Regions from separate parts of the Homo sapiens genome. Here region 2 is linked to region 1. A link is a contact called in ENCODE Hi-C or POLR2A ChIA-PET data. All regions are on one chromosome and are shown on one strand. The core of a region is the stretch at or near the end of the contact, and the rest is flanking DNA. Distances in the headings are between cores, read along the strand shown.

Region 1 (7,077 bases), core at 2,626-5,125:
ACCACGGAGCCACCCCCCAGTGGGTGCCGGGACCGGAGGAGGGCCAGCGTGTGTTCCAGTGGCGGAGGCGAGCACCGGGGCCTGGACCGCAGAAGGAGCCGCAGGCACTCGGTGCAGAGCATCAAGAGCACCCTGTCGGCCCCCACCAGTCCCTGCTCCCAGTCAGCTCCCAGCTTCAAGCCCAACCAAGTGCGAGATCTGCGTGAAAAGTAAGCATTAACTTGGCAGTGGAGAGGGGTGCAAGGATGCCATCCAAAAGAGAGCCCACAGGTGCCTGCCACTCTCCCCTCCCTGCTGGCCACTTTGTCCCCCACCCAGCATTGCTCCCTACCTCTTCTTGACCATTAAACCACCAGCCAAACATCTCGGTGGATTTCCCACACAGGGTGGCCCCTGGCGACTTTTACAGACTTCATCTTACTAATCCCAGGAACTGTTTTTCAGCTACCTGTTTTTAAAAAATATTATTTACTATCTCAGTTAATATCTGTTCAGAAAAGCTGTGTTTTATCAAATGGAAAAGACTTCAAAACACAAAACTTTGGCCTAGAAATAACCACTGTAGGAATGTGGGGTTGGAAGAGTCTCGCGATACTCCTGACAATACAGGGATATCTCTGGGTTGGTTTAAGTTAAACAGAAAAAACCCATATGAGTTTCCAAATAGCTGTCTCTATATATTTCAGTACACACTAATTCCATCATTTAGTCTGAAACATTTTTATTGAGTGTCTGTTAGAGGCCAGGACTACTTGAAGCCATGAAGATACATAAATAGAAAGGTATGATCTCTGTCCCTTTGAGCCTCACGTTTGGGCTGGGAGGAAGACCGAGAATGGTAGATAGAAAAAAATGGAATGATTGGCAATCCTATGAGATATTATATGTATTTAAAGTATAAAGTTTGACAAAATCTGCCAAACCCAGAGTGGTTCTATAGTATAGAGGTACAACAAAAGGCTGGCCATGCCTGCTCCAGAGTCTGGGTCCAGTTGTATCTTCCCAAATGGATGCTCTGAGGTCACTGGGATGAGGGACTTTAGGCTCCAGTCTCTGCCACCCAAATCCACAGGGGCTGACTAACACATTCCCATCCTGCTGCTGATAGTCTGGAAGCAGGAAGTGCTCATATCACTTGGCTGGATCATCCTCCCTCATCATAGAGATCCTCCTGGGAGTCAAATTTAGGTCACCAGGCTACATTATGAGGAAGAAAATCACTCAGAATAAGTTGGATGACCTTAAGAAAGAGTGATCAAGATATATCCCTCCTCTCCATCTCTAAGGGAATACCCCACCAGCACCAAGAGGTGCCCCAAACAATCTGATACCCATGGAATCATTTGAGCAGGACCCAGGCCATGCCTTCAGATACCTGTTATCCCAGGAGGAGGAGGGACTGGTTTGAGATAGATGTGCAACCATGGTCTATGTTGACACCCCTCTTCTACCTCATAACCCCAGATGCCCTCTCTCTACAGGCTTTTATGTTTCTGAGAGTCTGTGTACAGCTCTATTTTAGTGAAAAGAAGACCTAAACTTCTAAACATATTAAGGAAAGAGAACCTTTACCATGAGCATTGCATTTTGTGATCTAGAATCTTAAAGAAACTCAGCCAATTCTCAAAGAAAAAGCCCTCGAAGCTCTCTTCCAGCTGGCTTGAGAAGTTAACATGAAGAGAATTGAGGAAATTGTACACAATCCTCTGAAAAAGGCCTGTATATAAAGCCACCGAAGATGCTGAGGGTAGGAGTTAGGTGGACCTTGTCAGTAGTACTTGGTGTTCTCCTGCTTCATCATGTTTGTTCCTTGTCTGTTTCTTGCTGTTACACTTTTCGAGGATTCCTGTGTTGTGAGTTCAGGTGACAATGCTTTGCAATAGGCTGGTAAGGATGATGATACGGAAGTGGACCATCCTGGGCACGGTTCACAGTCTTGAAGTGCTGGGCTCGGTAGGATCTGAAACAGGAGGCCAGAGATGCCACTCTGAATGCTGTTTGCTTCATTCTTTTTGGAATTTCACTTTACTGGAATTATTACTTCAACATTAATTTAGTAGCATTTGAGCAAAATATACTTTGCAGCTTGTAAAGATAGGTGATGTTTTATCTATCTAGATTGATGATTATGAAGTGACTTCATTTACGAAGCCTGTTGGAGGGATTTTGCCTGTGGCCCCAAAGTGACGGCATGATTTTGATGAGGTGGGAGTGCGATAGTGGGAATGCAGTGGTGAAATGCTGATTGGGAAATGATTTCTTCCTGCATAGCTTAGTCACCTGCTCAACATCTGTGCCTCAAACAGTACCTCAGAGTCAAGTGGCTCATTGTGTTCTGTCCCCTGCAGACCTTGAAAGACACAGAAGCTGCCTCATGTACATATATGCACATTGCTCTTCATCCCTGCAAACGCCCTGGCCGCACCTAACGCTAGCTTATAGCAACATGCCTTCAGATGCCACATATGAAGGATTTGGGGCTAGATTTTATAACTCAGTCACCCAAGTGATGCCAACTTTTGTAAAGAAGGGAGAAATATGTTTTAGAAAGGGGTTCATATTGTTCTAAAAAAATATAGGGCAGTCTCCACTCAGATGGTCCTTTTGCATCATTTGAATTTAACTCTCACGATCATCCTCTGTAAGATTCAGACAGGACAGGTTTTATTAACCTCATTGTACAAGTGAGAAAACAGATGGGGCTAAGTGCCTATTCCAAATCACAGGACTAAGGGCTATGACCAAGGGCTGGGCCCTTGGCTCTTAATATCCAAAGTATACAGACTCCTTCCCAGTCAACCACATCCCAGCCAACCACTCCTAAACATATTCTTCAAGCGAGATGATTAGAGAGACAATTTGATTTACATTCCTTGTAGGTATTTTTTTGTTTGAGGTAAATACAAAAATTCAAAGACTTGGAGAGAAATGCTTAGTCTCCCTGTAGACTTAAGCCAGCTATGTGCTTTAATTCTAATAAAGACTAATAAGAGCTTGAACTCAGATTTGTTTGCTTTGGTTTCTTAGGAAATACAACTCTACACTGAGCATTTGCCCAGTAAGGTACAAGTTTATTGGTCATTGGTCAACTAAAAGCATCTTTATGGGACCATGTGTGTCATAATGAGTTTCATCTTTGCACTTAAAGTTTACAAATTTCATTGGAAGGGGAAAAAATCTTAGTGCTAGAAAGTTCTTAAAATTTAGCCCAAAGCAGGAGCCCTTTCTGTCAAGTTCCCAAGAGATGGGGTACACTTCCAGGCATGGGTGCTCTTTCTCCTGAGGTACCCCATCTGCCCTTGAACTATTCTGTTTATCCTGGTTCTTCCTCTGTTGACAAAAACAGGGCTGCTTCCTGCTCTGTGTGTCAGTCCTTCTGATACCAAACACTGCATGGGACTTAACACGTGAACTTTCAGTTTCATCCTGCTGATTTCCACACAACATTCCAAACTATAGAAGTAATTTTGAACTTCATTTAGTCACTAATGTTAACAGTTGTGCCATGCAGCTTTCAGTCATGTGTATATTTTAATATACGTGGAAGAGTGACCTGGCAGATAGTGGATGTTGACAACTGGTTAGGGAGTGGAGGGTCCAGACTAGTGCCACGTGCCTCAGCAGCAGGGTCTGCAAACTTTCTCTGTCAAGGGCCAAGTAACATGTTAAACTTGGAGTACCAGACGGTCTCTATTGCAACTACTCAACTGAATTCTGCCTTTGTAGCACGTCAACAGCCATCAGCCACTGGTACTGGCATGAGCATGGCTGCATTCCAGTGACATTTTATTTATAGACACTGAGATTTGAATTTTACATGTCATGAAATATTATTCTTTTGATTTTTTTTCAACCATTAAAAATGTGAAAACCACTCTTAGCTCACAGGCCGTATAAAAACAGGTGGTAGGCCAGATGTAGCCCACAGGCTGTAGTTTGCCAACCCCTGTCCCAAGGGTCTGGGTTTCTTGAGGGAGGTTGGGGGAAATTGGCAAAGGAGAGTATGTGGCATATGAGAGAAGAATCCACTGTGTTATGTGTGAGGGCTATGGGGAACAGTATTCTTAGATTTGGTGTTAGAGCAAGGAAGTCAAAGGAATATTCCATGAAGAGATAGAGACTATAGGGGACTTTGCTGATGGCTGATCATGAGTTCCCAGGGCACAGAGGAAGATTGAGGGGTCGGAGAAGGGCAAGAGATAAGCCAGATTGAGGGACACATGGAGAGGGAGGGGACTATGTGATGAGTCCAGGGAAGATTGGACTGTGCAGGCCGGGATTGGTCCCAGTGGTCCCTTCGGGCAGTGGTTCTTGACCGGGGTGATTTTGCCACCTAGGAGACATCTGGACACATTTTTGGTTGTTATAACTGGGACGGGGTGGTGCTGCTGGCATCTAGTGGGTGGAGTCCAGGAATGCTGTTCTACTTAGTGCAGGATAGCCCCCTGCCAAACAAATAATTATCTGTTTTAAAATGTCAGTAGTGTTGAATCTGAGAAATTCTGCCTTAGGGGAAGGCAGATCGTTGGTTATGTAATCCACATGATGCTGAGATAGAGAGTGTTTTGGCTATTGGAAAGGGTAGTTTTCTTAGAAGCATTTGGAACTCTGTGCACCTACCTTAAATATTCATGTGCATGGGTCAAAATTGACTCTTTTTCAGAGAATATAATCAGCTAAAACACAGATCTATAGAATATATTTCTAGTTTAAAAAAATCCATTGGCATTTTACAAACAAATGTCATGGAAACAGATTCCTTAAATGAGATATGAATTGTCTTTCACAGCTGACTGGTTACTCTGGGCTACTACATGGTTTACAGTAGAGTCTTTTTTTTGATTTTAAGTCCGTTTAGCAAAGTTTCACGCTTCAAATTCTCAGGAAATATGCTTGAACACTTTTAGGGGACCAAGCCTTGACTTAATCTCATGCTACTCTCAGTAACTGAAATGCCAACAAATCCAATTCTAATCGGCTTCATACACATCCATCACTCCAAAAAATTGACATAATGGAATGTGACACCAGCATAAAACAAGTTGGCAAGAGAGAACAATGATTATATAAGAGAGGTGTGACAGTCTACATCCAGGCTTCACGAACCTGTTCAGAGGAAGAGGAACCTGGCACAGTCTCACCAGAAATGTTCAAGTGGAGCTGAGGAATCTGCATTGAGAAGCAGCAGTGGGCAACTCTCCTCTTGGCTGCCGATACTTTCAACTGATGGTCAAGAAGGAAAAAAGTTACATATAAGAATTGCTAATTTTTTTCCATGTAAGTTACACTAGGGTTACAGAAAAATTGACTAATGTATGTTTCACAGAAGTCCTCATTCTAATAAATGCAAAGTGATAAGGATATATAAATGGGTCTTGTGGGAGTCAGGAGTTGTAGCCAAGCCTTGAGCTTGTAGTCAGGAGAACAGTAGTCTGACCTACAGACATACTTGACCCTTGAGCAGCAGAGAGAAGATGTGGCCTAGCCTCAGCTGGTTCCAGGAGCAAAAGAGACCATGCTTAGGTGGGCTCCAGGCCAGGAGTACTGATGCGGCAGTGGAGAGCCCACTTGAGCTGCAGGGAGAAGTCTGGCAGGGGTTTGTTGTGGGGCAGGGTGCAGAGACCAGCACTGGAAGCTCAGCCTGCACCTGGCAGAGAACAGACTACCGCTCCTAAGGAGTGGGAAGCACTCAGTCTCCACAAATCCTCACCAGAGGGGTGTTTAGAATCACTGTGGTCTTGGGCATAGGATGTGGAGGTATTGAAGCATGGGAGGGCAAGTTCAGAACCCAGCTCTCCCAAAATAGCTATGTGCCAATTTATATATGGCCATTGGCTCATAGTAGGCACTGAATAAATAGCAACTCTTTATGTTTTTAAATAAAAATGATAGGATTTAAAGATGTGGTGCCAACTGTGTGATGTAAAATGAAGAGAGTTGTACCATATAGTGCAAAGATGAATATAACAGTAACAGCCACAACAACAGCTAGCCTTTACGGAACACTTAATCATCTGCCAGGCAGTATGCTAAGCACTGCAAGTGTACAAACTCCATTTTTGCTATTATGTCACGATATAGGTACTGTAATTAATGCTGTGTGACAGGAGGGGAAGCTGAGGCACAGGGAGTTGAAGCACCTTGCCCAAGGTCCCACAGCTAATATATGGTGGAGCTGGTTCTACAGTTTAGGTGGTCTAGCTCCAGAGTCCATGTCCTCACCATTCTCCTAAATAACCCTTATTTCTGTTATTCTGTGGAAATAAATACATGCTGAGTACTTGGCAATTAGTAAGCCATTAGTAAATGGACACTGCTGTATTTATTATTGGATCTATATTTTTCATATCAATACATTAAAAATTATTGCTTAATGGTACATTAAAAAATTATTGCTAATGTTCCAATATATAGATATACCATAATACCATGATGCTGTCATACATTTTGCTATGGCTTGGTTCCAGTTTTTTTCTCATACCAAACTTGCTGTAATGAACATACACACTGGTGCACATACACGTTTGTGAGCATTAGCACTCTTAGATTCTTAGAAGTAGAATTTGAGACAATGGACATTTACATTTTAAATATTGATATTGCCATATTGCTCTCCACAAAGGCTGTATGGTTTTACTCTCCGTCAGCATATGACTCACCATTTTCCCACATCATCACTGAATGTTAGGAGATTTTCATAATTTTTGTAGTATTGAAAAGTGAAAAATGCCTCAGCATTGTAATTTGCATTTTTTTATTACTACTGAGGCTGTACAACTTTAATTGCTTCATTAGCTATTAACATTTCCTTTTCTTAGTGTTGCCTGTAAATATTCTTTGCTCATTTGTCTCCTGAATGGTTTGCCTATTTTAATTGACCTACAACTAGTCTTTATTTTTAATATGAAAACCTTCAGATTCAAAGTAGAATATAAGTATTCTTTACACATTTTAGATATTAATATTTTGACCATTTTTTCTGTCTTTCAAATGTCTTTTAACTGAATTTCTGACACCTCTCATCACATGCACTAAATATATTTGTTATGGTGTCCAATTCGTGAGTCCCGTCCCGTG
Region 2 (7,077 bases), core at 2,498-4,997, 210 kb before region 1:
ACACATGCACAGTTTTTTATATATACACATATTTGTAATTTTTTAAATTTAACTTTTAAGTTCAGGGAGTACGTGTGCAGGTTTGTTATATAGGTAAACTTATGTCATAGGGATTTGTTGTACAGATTATTTCATCACCCAGGTATTAAGCCTAGTATCCATTAGTTATTTTTCTTGATCCTCTCCCTCCTCCCATCATCCATCCTCTGATAGGCCCCAGTGTCTATTGTTCCCCTCTATGTGTCCATGTGTTCTCATCATTTAGCTCCTACTTATTAGTAGGAACAGGTGGTATTTGGTTTTCTGTTCCTGCATTAGTTTGCTGAGGATAATGACTTCCAGCTCCTTCCATGTCCCTGCAAAGGACATGATCTCGTTCTTTATTATGGCTGCATGGTATTCCATGGTGTACATATACCACTTTTTCTTTATCCAGTCTATCATTCATGGGCATTTAGGTTGATTCCATGTCTTTGCTATTGTGAATAGTGCTGCAATGAACGTGTGCATGTGTCTTTATAATAGAATGACTTATATTCCTTTGGGTATATACCCAGTAATGGGATTGCTGGGTTGAATGGTAGGAAATCAGAATATATATATGTGGCTTTATTTCATGAGATCATATACCTTAGAAGCCTCTTTCTATAATCACACACTTTGTTGTTGATATTGCTCTTCCATATATTTCTGTGCTAGTGAGGGATTGTTAAAAAAGGACGATAGCAAATATGAAGCCTTTAGCCAACTTCCCCTCCCCAGATATTTGAAAAACAATTAAGCCACTCAGTAAATGAACTGCCTTAGAGAAGATTATAATGTTGGCCTTAATTTCTTTTACCAACTTTCCATTTCCTTGAAATGCAGCTAATCAACTTATATTAACTGTCCTGGAAAATTTTTTGGTTTACAGAGCTTTTTGTTTTTAAATTGTTACCACTAATTTAAGAAATTTAGACTGAAAATGTTACTTTTAATAAAAAGGAAATGTCTTAGACATATTAATGCATATAATTTTTCATATCACGAGGTGCAATCATAGTGTTTGGTTTTTGCGGCAAAAATGACACTTGTCAGTTCTCACTTTGATTTGCTGACACTCTTGCCCCTTCAGGGTGGGTTGCCATTTGGAATTTGGAAATGCTGTGGCTTCAATCCATTTAGACAAACATATCCATTTCTGATTAGATTCAGAGTGGTTGTGGTGATCTGAGTATAGATGTCCATAACAGCTTCACATTTTCATGTACTCTGAAAAGGAATTTTTTAGAGGTTATTATTTAGAATGTCTAATTCCAAGTGAAGATTTAGGGGTGGAAAGTTTGAATACAATGCTTTATTCTCTCATTGAAATTTTGTAGGAAGCTCATGGGTTGCTTTTGCAAAAGCAATTTGAAGATATTCCACGTTAGTTTGAAAGCTTTGTATTTAAGAATTAGATTGTTTAAGGTTTGGGAGTACTTCTGTGAAATTGAGGTCATGGGAGTTTAGGTTTATGATGATGAAAGTGTGTGTGGAAGGCACATGGCAAAACGTTGACTTTTGCTACTCAGTTTTTCTTATAGGTCACAGGTTGAATTCTTTTTATCAAAATCTGCATGTTCTTGCCAGTTGTGGTGGCTCACACCTACAACCCCAGCACTTTGGGAGGCTGAGAGGCAGGAGCATCTCTTGAGCCCAGGTGTTTGAGACCACCGTGGGCAATATGGTGAAACCTGTCTCTAATAAAAATACAAAAAATTAGCTGGGCATTGTGGTGTGTGCCTGTAGCTCTAACTACTTAGGAGGCTGAGGTGGGAGGATTCTTGAGCCCGGGAGGCAGAGGTTGCAATGAGCCGAGATCGCGCCATTGCACTCCAGCCTGGGCGACAAAGTGAGACCCTGTCTAAAAATAAAATTAATAAAATAAATCTGCATGTTCTTTCTATAAATAGGAATTTTATTTTCATAAATAAGACTAAAATAGTGGTCTGGGGGGAATTAACACAGTGGGAGGGGAAGAGTAAAAAACGTGTATGGTTCTAAAAAGAACTTACAAGGTTAAAATCATGGTCTATTACTTTTATAGTAGGTCTGGCTATAAAGATGTTAAATTTTTACCAAGTATCAAATTCAAGGAAAATGTTGTGAAATAACATTGGATGCATTCAAAGGAATTTTAAAATAATTATAATTTGCCGTCTTCTCCTTGGTCAGAGGGTACTTTGGAATCTTACTTTGAGCTGTGCAGGCAAAAGGAATTATTCCACTTTTCTCTATTTGGCTTTGCTCTGTTGTTGACTATTCCTCTTGAGTTCAAGTGGAGGCCTCCTGGACAGCTGGTGGCCAGGGCAGCTGTAGTGACCCAACTCTAGTGTGCCCCTCCCAAGGATGGAGCTCCCAGTTTAGCTGTTGGGTTTGTACATAAAATGCCACAGCACAGCAGTCTGAGCTCTTGCTTTCTGTTTAAATAAAAAGGCAGATGCTTCACACATGTTTTCATGAATTTATATAAACCATGGAAGGAAAGAATGCTGATATTCAATAGGAACCCTGTAGCAACTTGTTACTTGTAATTTTTAGGTTTACTGTAAGAGCAAATGCAGAAAGCAAACCTGCATCTGTGCTGACACTGGGTTGGGACTAACCCATGCTCTTTTAAGTGCCTAAGTAGTGGGTGAATGGGGCATCTATAAATAGTGAGTTAGTGTGTCTGACAGACCTCAGAGACTGGAGGGATTCCTTGGGCCAGCATTGTCTCATGTGGCCACATGTGGCCAGGGAGGAACACAGCTGAAGGGAAGGAAGTGCGCTCTCTTTTATCCTTCTTTCCATATCAAGAAGAGTAGATCCTTGAGTCAGGGAGCTAGCCTGCTGAGGAGCGCTAGCTCTGGAGCATGGTCTACTGGGCAGACCTAAAGTAGGACTGAGAAAAGCTTTGCCACTTCCTTGAGGAAGATACTGTATTGGCTTCCATGACTTCCGGAGGCATCTGATGCCTCCCAACCGGCTACCCTGCTAAGTTACACTTGATTAACTTTTCTGTCTCCTCTTGGACTCAGTGTTTTATGAAGCTGAGCTTCTCTTGGAATGCGGAGCCTGGAAAGGGAGGAAGTGTGCCCTGGGCATTCCTTACAGTTGTACTGGATTCATACTGATCCGTCCACACTCTCTCGGGCCTCTGTGACAGCGCCAGGCACATGTCACTGTTGAATTAATTGATGGTGTACACTTGTTAGCAGATGAGCTACAGTTGAGGGTATAGTCTGTGGCCATCAGATACAGTCAGATGTCATGTGGGCCAAAACTTACAACCTTGGAGTCATAAACCAGCTGTGAACACCCAGGAAATGAATCATTCCATCTGAGCCAATCTGCAGTCTCCTCTCTCACTTGCCACCTGACACTGTAGCACCCCTTCTGGTGTGATTGAAGAACTTCTAAGTGCCAGCCTGCCCACACCTGGTGATGCACCAGTGTCTGTGTGCTGCCTCGGGAGGTGACTGTGAGATATGAGGATCTTATATAAGCTAGTAGTTTTGCATATGGCTAGCCCTTGTTGGCTCGGGACAGCTGGTTTAACAACCAGCCCTTAGATGACACTGGGTAGAAATTTGATGTTAAGTATTTCTCACTCCCTTATTATAGGATTTTTTAAGAGCAGTGTTTGCCTAAAGTCAGAACCATCTTCTAGGAGAGGGGTCAGGTGGTACTGCTAGTTTTTGGCCAGTTTCTTTTAGCTTATCTGTGATTCACTTAGATGGTTGATACATTCCTTGCCCATTCTGGTGGCTTTCTGACCATGGGGGACTGTCTGGTGGCAGTGCAGGATAATAAGTAGGAAGGCTTATGATCTGAGGAGTGTAAATAGTAAATGGAGACATCTCTTGTTAGTTTTTCATTTCAGCTGTTGACTCCTCAGTAGTGCTGGATTTTTTATGTTTATCACTGTCTCTTTCACCCCCACCCTCTCTTACCCAGAAGACAAATGGTGAGGTTAAATTTGGCCATGACTCAGCCAAAGTCTGGTGGTGGCCATCAGGAAAGAGTGTCAGAGGTCTTAGAATTGGCACTCGGGTGCTTGAACTGTTTTTAGTTTTCACTAAAGTTGAAACTATTCTGGTTGAACTTATTCTGGTAATAAGCTGAAAACAATGTGCTCCTGGGCATGTTTCAAAAACTAAAACATTTTTTAAAATGGAAATATGGATTAGGGTAGCTTGCCACAATGATAGTCACGTGTAGGGAAATACACACAAATTGAACTAAGTCTAACTTTTATGCTTAGATAACAAAAAGATACTTTTGAATTTACCAAATATTCATTCAAGCAGTCACCAATGAGGCATCTGGATAGCTTCTTTTGTAAGACTGTCCTTATTCTTATAAAGTTAGTTGGCTCTGAAAACTTTACTTCAGTTGATCCAAGAGTTTGAGTTGATATTTCAAGGATGTTAAACTTTGCAGCCTAAAACAAAACTGAGATTGCATATGATTGGTTTTTATGGCTTCCATTTTAGAATGAAAAAGACGATAGTGATTGGCTTAACTTTTTTTCTCTCTTTAGAAAACATTTCATAGCGGTAAAGGTGACATATACTGTTGAAAATGTATAAAGGTAGCTCTGGGTCCAGGGGTGTTGCTGGCAGATTTTTTGAAATAATTCTCCAGAATCAGCAGTCAACAAGAAAAGAACAGTGACTTGCAACCTGGAAATCCAGCTGGGACTGCCATGAATGTTTGTGGTAGTTTGGGATCACATGCCGGTTCTAGGGGACAGCAGGTCCATGCTGGTTCCTGGGTGGCAGCCCCTGTGTGGATAGGCAGTCTATAGTGTGGGGGAGTGGGTACCTGAAGAAAGAGACCTGTAAAGGAGTCAGCATAGCACCCCAAAGCCCTCTCTCCTGGACTGGGAGACAGTCATAACTTTTGGAGTGGCAATGATGTTTCAACAATGTATACAAACCTTATTCTAATTTTAAAAAGCTATTTAATTAAACTCCATATTTAATTTTTTTGAAAAGGTGGCACATTCACATGGTTGCAACTTTGAGAAGTACACAGTGATTTATAGTAAAATATCTCATGTTGTTATTCCCTCTCACCTTCGACTTTGCTCTCTGCTTCCTTCCCTCAAACTTCCCACTTGGCCGCCACATGTAATCCTTGTTATTAATTCCCACATGTTTTTGTGGATGAAGACAAATATATGTAATTTACTCCCTTTTAAAAATAAAGGTAACATACCATATATACTTTTTTTTCATTTACTATTTCTTGGGGCTCTTCCTATACTAGTAAATAAAGAGCTTCCTATTTCTTAACAGCTGAATAATATTCAGTTCCATGTATATAGGAATCCTATGTAACCTATCCCCTGTTGAAGGATAGTTAGTCTGCTGTCTATTCTTGGCCATGGTAAACAATGCTGCAGTGAATAACGTTGCATATATGACATTTTGCACATGTATAAGTTTACCTGGAGGATAAATTCCTGGAGGTGGGATTGCTGGGTCAAATGGTCTGTGTACTTGCAATTTTGATAGATGATATCAAATTGCCTTCCATAGGGCTTGTTCTAATTCCCTTTCCCACCAGCAATTTGCAGCCGATCAATGTGAATGTGGTCTGAGGTCCACCTCACTCTGCAGGCTGACCTAAGGGGCTGCTTTTCTCCAGTGCCCCAGCAGTAGCCCTGGCTGAGAAAGCCTTTTTGAGAAACAAAGGATTTGATTTATTTTTGAAAACGTTAATTAGCGTCCTTAAGTAAACATTTGATAAATTAAATCTGATTAATTTAAGCATTGACTGAAGCCATTTTTATCAAACCTGTAGGAAGGGTGTATCAGGAAGATGAGCAATCAGCTGAAAATTTTAGTATTTTTGAAACTGAGCAGAAAAGTGTTAACATTTTACCATGTCACCATTTTAATGTGAGAAAGGAAACCTCCCAGCAAGAGGTTGAGAAATGACAGACCAGAGTGCTCCTGTTGTCTCCTTCCTAGGTCATTCCCCTTCGTGGCTTCAGTTTCTCTGCCATTCCTGGAGCTCTGCTTCCTGGAGGTACACATGTCCCCCTCACCCTTGATTCCTCCCCGGCCCTCGATTCACACCCCCCCCAAACTTCATGTTCAAATCCTCATTCTGCTATGCTATGCTATTCTGCTATGAATTCAAAATTTTTAAGTAATGAAAACTTCGATAAGAGCAATATACACTTACGATTTTTAAAAAGCTATAATTTTTATGATTTAATGCCATGATTACAATTTTAGGATCTCATTGGAGATCAGATTGGGTTTGACTAGAAAATGAGCAGGTGTGGAAAAGGAGGTTGGAAATGGTCTGAACTGAATTTGGGTGAAGATCTCAAAGTACATAGAACAGCTGATGTCATCTCAGCATATTGTTTCACCACAAAAGCAAGGTCATCTAACAACATTTTGTCATGGTGAATCTGATGAGAATTCCTAAGTACACTCTGAGAATAGAAAGAAGGTGGATGCTGCGGAGGGGGTCTGCATTGGAAAACCTCTGCTGCCATTTCAATGCATCGAGCCACCTTGCCTTATTATAGTGAACAATAGTAGAAGTACCTGGAGGCTCCATAGAGGGGCTGTGTGCAGTGAGCATAGTGTCGAAGCACCATGTGTCAACAGTACACACTTCTGAAGGTGGAAGAAGAATGACATGAGAACAAGAAAGAGAAATGATTGCAGGCTCTTACATAAATGCAACTGATACGTGGGTTTTTTACTAACAGTGGCATAGAATGAATACAGTGGTATAGAATAACATATTTAAAAATAAAACAAGAATCCCTATTCTGTTTCCTTATCCTGCTGCTGTTTTTCACGGCAATCATCACCTTATACACTCAGTTCTGTATAACACTTGTTTGTAAAACCCGTATTTGTTTCAACATGATTGACATATTAGGGGACAATTTGAGCATAACGTGGATTTCACATTTGCTGGTATAATTTTGTTTGCAGAAGCTCTAGGTGAATGCAGAAAACTGCCTTCAGCTGAACCAAGCCACACAGCAATACACAAAACACACACCTACACACACCTAAAGCATCTCCCACCTACCTC

Evidence for each region. Hi-C counts contacts between places; a loop is a spot of excess contacts on that map. ChIA-PET counts read pairs that join two places held with the same protein, here RNA polymerase II (POLR2A). Pooled maps may share reads with other maps.
Region 2: a map with no recorded cell type shows a loop between it and region 1 (2.3-fold over the local background). The contact joins two enhancer-like sites. A Hi-C loop is called at or near these places in 1 of 168 maps with a recorded cell type or tissue (mammary epithelial cell), 1 of 37 single-sample maps with no recorded cell type and 2 of 50 pooled maps. POLR2A ChIA-PET finds 5 or more read pairs at or near these places in 2 of 52 experiments (H1 and WTC11).

What each region holds. Positions count from the first base shown.
Region 1 is chr18:36,625,541-36,632,617 of GRCh38, forward strand. FHOD3 (formin homology 2 domain containing 3) reads left to right here. Exons shown (of 29, transcript NM_001281740.3): 10 at 1-209. Among named protein-coding and RNA genes, the nearest start is that of TPGS2, 200 kb to the right of the region's middle. Within about 2 kb of position 3,876, at least 3 of the 41 ENCODE cell types and tissues checked have a DNase peak (open chromatin) inside an H3K27ac peak, as active enhancers do.
Region 2 is chr18:36,417,026-36,424,102 of GRCh38, forward strand. The region is part of intron 3 of FHOD3 (formin homology 2 domain containing 3); the gene reads left to right. Among named protein-coding and RNA genes, the nearest start is that of FHOD3, 120 kb to the left of the region's middle. Within about 2 kb of position 3,748, at least 3 of the 41 ENCODE cell types and tissues checked have a DNase peak (open chromatin) inside an H3K27ac peak, as active enhancers do.